2 separate regions of the Homo sapiens genome follow, and region 2 is linked to region 1. The links are chromatin loops, found by intact Hi-C in ENCODE. Cell type or tissue: PC-9. All regions are shown on one strand.

The links. Peaks named below come from ENCODE experiments on the same cell type or tissue, not always from the same donor. Only the 100,000 strongest peaks of a DNase experiment are listed, where the experiment ranks them.
Region 2: it touches region 1 in a loop (1.9-fold over the local background); 36 of 110 quality-filtered maps call a loop at or near these places.

What each region holds. Positions count from the first base shown.
Region 1 is chr7:44,182,720-44,186,719 of GRCh38, reverse strand. All of the region lies in intron 1 of GCK (glucokinase), which reads left to right. It overlaps LOC105375257 (a long non-coding RNA gene), which reads right to left. Exons shown (of 3, transcript XR_927221.3): 2 at 3,260-3,418; 3 at 2,567-2,736. Among named protein-coding and RNA genes, the nearest start is that of GCK, 4.7 kb to the left of the region's middle. RefSeq lists enhancers at 1,683-2,218, 2,219-2,756. In PC-9, no CTCF peak of the experiment used is centred here; a DNase peak (open chromatin) is centred at 2,049; H3K4me3 peaks cover 299 bases; H3K27ac peaks cover 1,139 bases.
Region 2 is chr7:44,128,962-44,132,961 of GRCh38, reverse strand. No RefSeq gene overlaps it. Among named protein-coding and RNA genes, the nearest start is that of POLD2, 7.4 kb to the right of the region's middle. In PC-9, a CTCF peak has its summit at 1,685 (motif pointing left); a DNase peak (open chromatin) is centred at 1,651.

The DNA.
Region 1 (4,000 bases):
GGACCTTTTGGTCTATATTTTCACTCTCACCTCACTAAGGACAGATGAGTAAATCTGGTTAACTTTGCCTGATAGATTTGGTGACCTTTTTTCAGGAAGGAGCCTGGAAAGATGAGATTCAGGTGTATTGGTCAGCTTAGACTGCCATAAGAGAATACCATCCACTGATGGCTTAGAAACAACAGAAATCTATTTCTCACTATTCTAGAGGCTGGACGTCCAAGATCAGATGCCAGCATGGTCAGGTTGCAGGGAGGGCTCTCTTCCTGACTTGCAGACCGCCACCTTCTTGCTGTGTCCTCACATCGTGGAGAGAGAGTGAAAACAAGCTCTCTGGTGTCTCTTCTTATAAGAATGCTAATCCTATGATGGGGGCTCCCCCTCCTTACCTCATCTAAACCTAATTATCTCCCAAAGGTCTCATCTCCAGATACCATCACACTGGGGTTAGGGCTTTGACATATGAATCTGGGGGGACACAATTCAATCTGTAACACCAGGAGGGCATGCCGGGAGGAACTGACCTTCCTCCCTCCAGCTGCCCTGGACACCTTTGCCCCATTGAAGGAGCAGGCTCAGAAGTGGAATGAGGATGGAATAAGGTGCACTCCATCATGCTTACCCACATCCCTGGCAGGAATTGTCCTGGGCCCCAGCAGGAGAGATGCCCCCCCATACTGCCATGGCACCTGCTCTGAGACAGGTGTGCAGAGTGCAAAGCTCCAGGTGGCCCCCAAGCAGGTGTGCTGGGAGGAGGGGCCCGTGTGGGAGGAGCAGGCAGCGCCAAGGCCTAGCGGAGCAGTGACAGGTCCCTGACTTCAGGGAATGGGCACGCTGTGGGCAGGCAGCTGGTGTGGGGGTGAGGGCTGGGGCTGCATCTGTGGGACCAGGGCTGGGCCATCCATCATATGCCGTGTCACAACCCCAGTGCCCCTGCTGTAGCCAGGACAGGAGGCTGGGCCAGGCTGGGAGGTGACAAGAGTGGGGGCTGTCCCCAGGAGAAGCACTCTGCTGCCTGTGCCCAGGCCTCTGGGGATGAGGACCCCTCAGAAGGAGTAGCTATGTCTAGGAAGCCCCAGGGCAGGAGCAAGCCAAAGGGGACATCATTAGTGAGATCCAGGGGATCAGTGGGCCACAGAAGCCCCAGCGTGAGCCCCTCTGACTGATGCAGCTAGGCCCACACCTGCACCTGCCCACAGCAAGACCCCCAGGAGGAGAGGGGACAGATGGAGAGAGGCACAAAGTGCCCCTGGCCTCTGCCTTGAAGCCACCCCAAGGCAAGAGAGATTTGAGCCCCTGTTTAGTGACCTCCAGGGGAACATTCTGGCCCATCTGATGTGGGAAGCCCCTTGTGGAGTCTGTCATTCCTCAGCTGAGCCAGGCCTTTGGAGGCAGCCCAGGCATGTCCCCTGTGTGCTCCTATCCCTGTGTTGGGACACCTGGCCCAGCCCCTCCTTCTGCCTTTCTCTTCCCTTCCCTTCTCAGGAGTGGACACTTCCTCCTTTAGCCCCCTCACAGCTGTGTGAACTTCTCTGTATCTCTCTCTTTCTGTCTCTTTCTCCCCCTCTCTCTCTGTCTCATTGTCTCTCTGTGTGTCTGTCTGTAGTATTCTCTCTCTGTCTCTGTCACTCTGTCTCTCTCTCTCTCTGTGTCTACCTTTCTGTATTTCGCTTTGTTTCTTTTTCTCTGTGTGTGTGTGTGTGTATCTGTTTTTCTCACTCTCTCTCTGTGTCTATCTTTCTGTATTTCGCTTTGTTTCTTTTTCTGTGTGTGTGTGTGTGTATATCTGTTTTTCTCACTCTCTCAATCTCTCTCTCTCTTTCTGTCTCTCTTTTGCTGGCCTGAGCAAAGAGGGAGCCCCATCCTGATGCTACATAACCGTGAACCAGCACAGACAGAATTGTAGGAAAGTCCTGCAAGTAGAAGGATAGAAGGATGAGGGAAGAAACGCCATGTGAGTCATGACAGATCCCTTTCCAGGAGCCACTGACTCACCCTGCCTCCTGCCCTCCCACTGTGACACTATTACTCACAGACAGGCCCGGATTAAACCTATGTTCCAGGTGCCCTGTGGTTCCCACAGTGTGGCTCCCTGGGTCTGGCCTCAGGCTCCACAGGTGCCCAGCCCTGCCAAAGTCTCCAGAGCAGCTGTCCAGCTGGGGAGCTGCGGGGCCCCTTCACAGAGCGCATGGGAAGAAGTTCCATCCTACACATTACATCGAGAGGGACGTGCCTGAGAAGGGGAGCTGGAGCCCGTGCAGCCCCCTGCTTGCGTGCAGAACATAGTGTACCCTGAGCATGCCATGAAAAACACAAACGCACAAAGTTGTAAAGAAAAAAGAAATGACAGGTGGCTGTAAAATCAGTTATAGCCCACGAGAGGCCCACTAATGAGTGGTGATTTCAGCTGATTACAAAGAAATGATGGTGTTTCTGTAATGAACTAAACATGCACTCGTGCGTGCACACACGCGCACGTATAGTCACATAACTGACCAGCCCTATGCATCACTTGTTAATTACTTAGTAACTGTAACAATAATAGTTTCCAATAAGTGAGCCTTAGTCTCTGCGCAAGGGTCAGTTTATTGAGCACACGGGGGCCTTGCAGTGGGGGCAGGTGATCTGCTCCTGGGAGCCGCCAGCCTCTCCTCTCCTGCTCTTCATCTTCCTCCGTGGTGGGAAATTGTCTCACTGCTTCTACACCTGAGGCTGAACATCTCCCTTTATTTCAGTCTGAAACACATGTAAAAATATACTGGAATGAATTAAGGTTGCAATTATTGATATCAGGCAGTGAGTACATCAGGGTTTATTATACTATCTCCTTTACTTACTTCGAAGTTCTCTATTACCAAAAAATTAAAAACTATAAAAGAAAGAAAAAGGAAATGAGGCTAGATTCAACACAGATTACTCTTACCAAACCCTTCGTAGTCCCAGGAGTCCCCTAACACAAGCACTTGTGACCTGGAGTGATATTCACAGCATTCCTTACCTGGCAATACCTGAGTATTAGCCCCCCCAGTGGGATCTTTGTTGTAGACAACCAGCAACTATCAGCCCAGCCAATAAACAAGTAGGAAAGGGGAGTGCTGGAGAGGCCAAGAAGTGGGATTTTCCATGCTCCTGGGCTGTGATCCAGAGGGCACGGCTGTGAGGCTGATCTCAATGAACACTCTGTCTTGGAAGTACAGGGATCCTCTGCTACCTGAAAACGTTCTGAGTATTCACTTTCATGGATTGCAAAGTCATTTACCCAAAATTCACTCTCCAAATGAAAAGTGAGTATGATGAATCAGTATTCAAGTTCCACCTGGGTCCTGGGAGAGGGCATGGACATCATATCCCAGCTGTTCCGACAGGAGGACCCAATCTGAGTCTCACTGCCTGCCTGCATCGTTTGTCTGCTGCCAGCCTGCACAGTAGGAAGGGAAAACATGATTTGTATCTGTTTTAGGTCAGGTTCCCAAGAAGTAGAGCCTGAGATTGGAATTCTTGGAAAATGGTGTTTGCGGGAGCGCTGTCAGCAGAAGCTATAAGGAAGTTGGGGGGACAGAAAACGAGAGGTAAGAAGCCAGTCAAAAAGGCAGGTCCAGCTTAAGTCCGCCTCAGTCTGGTTCCACAAGGGCTCTGATGCATGAAGAATATCACAGGGTTGTCCCTCCTGGGAGAGGGGCCAGCCTATTGTACCTGTATCAAAGCCACCAGCTGAGGGCCAGTGGGGAGGGAAGATCTTCCAGGCATTTCCAGGAAACTCTCAGGAGAAGGGTGTAGCTGTGAGCAGTCTGCAGCTGCTGCTCACTGCGGCTAAAGGCTGGGTGTGCAGGCCAGTCAGCCAGTGAGGTGCCAACAGCAGGCACTACAGTCCACCCCTTGACTGCTCAGACCTACTGCTTTCCACTTTAAGCTCTCTCCATCCAGGCACAGCTTCAGGGAAAACTTACAATTGGAGAAACAGAGGGATGAACTACAATGCCCACTTCTGCATGTGATTGTA
Region 2 (4,000 bases), 54 kb after region 1:
CACCTGTGACGTTTCCCTTGAGAACGTGTACGGGATGGGTTGCACCTGGTTATATACAAGCGTGAGACTTCTTTCTGCCTTTGTAATTTATTAGCAGATTATCTGTGATGAGCATCGCAATCTGTTTAATGCCTATTCAATAATTAAATTTTTCTTTCTCTTCTTTTGTGGAAAGGTTTTCTGCATTGGCAGGAGATTTTTGTTTTCGATTATGTCCCCAACATGCCTGATGTTCCACCCCTCAAGAGCCTCAGCCTTGCCCAGGGAGGGCATGGGGGTGAGTGGCCTCTCCCACAGAGAGTGCTGGCCAAGTTGGCCCAGGTGCGCAGCAAGGGCTGCTGCCCAAAGGCTCCCTCCTGGTTGGCATGGGTCGGGACCCTGTTGTGTTGTGTTTTCGCTCTTTTTCGTAGAGTTCAAGGGGGTCCTGCTATGTTGTCCAGACTGGTCTTGAACTGACCTCAAGGGATCCTCTCGTCTCAGCCTCCCAAAGTGCTGGGATTACTGTGCCCAGCTTTGTGTTGTATTTTCTGATCTTATCCTGCAACCTCTTGAGCCCCCAACCTGGGCCCCAGTTCCTGCTGTGCCCCAGCCTGCCAGCCCTCTCTCTCTGCATATTCTTTCTTTAGCTGAGTTAACACCACTGATAAGGTTAAAGACAGGCTCTTAAATTTCTGCCCTGGCATGAGAAATATGTGACCCACATGCTTCTCCAGCTTAGCTGTCCAGTGTAACTGTCAGGGACTGATGGGCGCGTGCTGGCCCACAGCCCACCTCAGTCCTGACCCTCCCTGACAGGCTGAGAGAGGCCCCAGCCTGAACCTGGACTCCCCCATGTTCTGATATTCCTGCACAAGAGTGCAGAGGCCTGGTTAAGCTGGAGAAACATAAGGAATAGGTAGGTCTGCACACACTCACCTCTTCCTTTGCAGTGAACCTTCTAGAATCTTCTAGATGGAAAAGCTGGGGGTGTGGAGGTGTAGGGATAGGACAGCTGGGGGAGGCCTTGGCCAAGGTCAAGGAGTAGGCCCAGTCTCCCTCTCTGTGTGCCTGTCTGGGACTCGGTTTCCTGTCTGTGAAGCAGGGCTGGACGGGATATTGACAGCACCTGATGGTCATTGAGCTCCTCTGCCCCAGGCACTCAGCTGCTGGGCACAGTGCACACGTGGCAGTCCGGTGCCCTCTCACGCTCCGTGATGACTGAGTCTGTAGTTACACCCCTGGCCTCAGAATAAAGACTACACTTTCTGCCTCCCTCACTGGCAGGTATGACTAGGTGTGGTGGCAGTTTTCTCCTTAAGAGACAGATGTTTGTGCCTCCCTCCAACCCGCTGGCTAACACCTAGCTGGCACACAGCCTCCTGGGGCTATGAAGATGAGGGCCACAGCCACAGGGTGGGGGAGCCGTGAGCTGGGTCTGGCTGCGTCTCTGACATATGGGGGCATCACACATCACCTCTACCTCCCATCGAATGCTACACGAAGAGAACAAACTCCACCTGATGGAAGCTGCTGTTGTTTGAAGTCTTTCATGCTCACAACAGAACCTAACCCCAACCAATACAGTATGAGTATTGGCCCCACGTGGTTAAGCAAGCTGTCCAAGGTTACACACAGCTGGGAGGTGGTGGAGCTGGGTTTGAGCCTGTTATTGACCTTTGTGCAGACAGACCTCAGAGCAGAGCACAAGGCAGCAAGGCTGTGGGTCTGGGGCTCCCTCTCCAGGAGAATCAACTGGCTGCACACAGCCTGGAGAGCCCATGGGCAACCTGAGTCCTTGCACCTGGAAGTTTCTGTGTCCCACACATATCCAGGAGCTTAAAATGAAGATGTCTGAATTACCCAACCTCTTGATAGCACCAACCCAACCTTCCCAGCCTCCTCTTCTGAGGTCAGCCCAGAGCAAGCCCCTTGCAAAGCTGATTTAACTCAGAACCACTGGGCATACCCACAGGGCAGTGACCCTGCAGCCCTCGATCAAATGTGCAGATGGACTTGGGGGTGGGCTGGTACCCCAGATGGCCTCATTCTCCCAGGGTTGCAGAGCCCCTGAAAGCCACAGCCCTGTGTGCACACCACTGGGGAGTCATCACAGGATACTTCAAGAATTCAGTGCCAGGCAAGGTGGCTCATGGCTGTAATCCCAGCACTTCGGGAGGCTGAAGCGGGCAGATCACCTGAGGTCAGGAGCTAGAGACCACCCTGGTCAACATAGGGAAACCCCATCTCTACTAAAAATACAAAAATTATCTGGGCGTGGTGGCGGGTGCCTGTAATCCCAGCTACTCAGGAGGCTGAGACCGGAAAATCGCTTGAGCCTGGGAGGCAGAGGTTGCAGTGAGCTGAGATTGCACTGCTGCACTCCAGCTTGGGGGACAGAGTAAGACTCCATCTCAGAAAAAAGAGTTCTGTGTATCATTTAATGTGGAGATCCTCCCATCACGAGGATGAGGCTGTTTCTCTACTCCCCAGATCTGGGCTGGCCTGTGGTTTGTTGACCTCAGCCTTGTAGTTCTCACTTTCCTGGAACCTGAATGCCACCACGCGACATCCATAAGACAAAGCCCAGGATAAAAGATCACTTGGAGAGACAGGCCTGGCCTGGCACCACCCCGGCTGAGGCTGGACCCCTGGGAAGGAGACTCTGATGGACCTCCAGACCCAGTCAAATGACCACTTCCAAGGTCAGGCAAGAAGGGACAAAGAGCCACTGGCTCAGCCCACAGCATCTGAGAAATAAGAAACCGCTGCATTTTTTGAGCCAGTAAGATTTGACAGGTTTGTTTTGCAGCAATAGATGAGTGGTACCTCATCTTAGCCCATGTTCTGATGAAGACAAACAGTAGCATTGACAAAGTTTTAAGAAAAGTTAACCAAAAACTGGGATTCCTTTCTTCATTTTGACCCTTTGTTACAAGAAACAGAGGCCCACCCCACCAGACTCACTGTTCACTGGTCCCTGAGTGCCTGTGAGTCTCAGTGGGAGTTACCTTGAGACCAGCCCTTCTGAGTGGAGGGTGCTGGGTGCTGAGGTCAAGTCGAGCTCAGTCCAGGCTAAAAGGAGAGCAGCTCTGGCCAGGCTGTCAGGGCTGTGGCCTCCCCAAGAACCTCCTACCCTGGCCCCTCCAGGCTTTGCTGCTATGGTTGTGTGAGGGGAGTTGCTGTCCCAGCATTCTGGCCCCCTTGCCCCCAGCCCCTCCCTGACCTCCACGGGCTTCAGGCCTCAGTCCAGAGTCACCTCCTCTAGGAAGCCATCCCCCAGTGCAAGTCTGGGCAACATTCCTCCTTGCCTGGCCCACCTGCTCACTCTCATGCTATGGCTTTCTGTAAGCAAACACAAAGATAGGAACAACTCTGTCCCTGGCACAGAGCAGATGCTCTGGCAATATCTCATGAGTGAATGAAGGCACATGACAAACCTCCAGACCTGTGGAGACTGAAGGCTGAGAGCCTTTATAGATGCTGTGGGGCCGAGGAGTTTGCCAACTACAGCAGGTCATGCCCAGAGGTTTCTCTCTGGGTAGCAAGGTGTGTCTCCCACCAAAGGCCATTGGCATGGGGCCCGCCCTGCTGACCCGAGGCAGTGCACAGCAGAGGCCAGATGCAGTGAGAAGGAGCCTCTCCTTGGCCTGCTGTCTGCTGCCATGCCTGTGGGGGCGTGGACACAAGTGTGTGGCATAGAAGGTGGTGTGGCAGGTGAGAGGTTGGGGGTGTGTATGTAGCAGGTGTCTGTGTGTGTATGTGCATGTGGGGGTGTGTGTGCATGCATGTGTGTGTGTGCATATGCACGTGTGTGCATATGCATGTGTGTGCATGGAGAGAGAAGACCTCCTCTTTCTGGCCCCTCTCCTAGCTGCCCCCCTCCCTCCTGCTGCCAACACACTGTCAACCCTTCACTGTCTTTTTCCTTGGGACTCGTTGATCTGTCTCTACCATCCCAGGTGTCTGGAGCAGCCTCTAACCTTCCATCTGCCAAGGTACTTCAGCCCCACCCCTCCCAGCT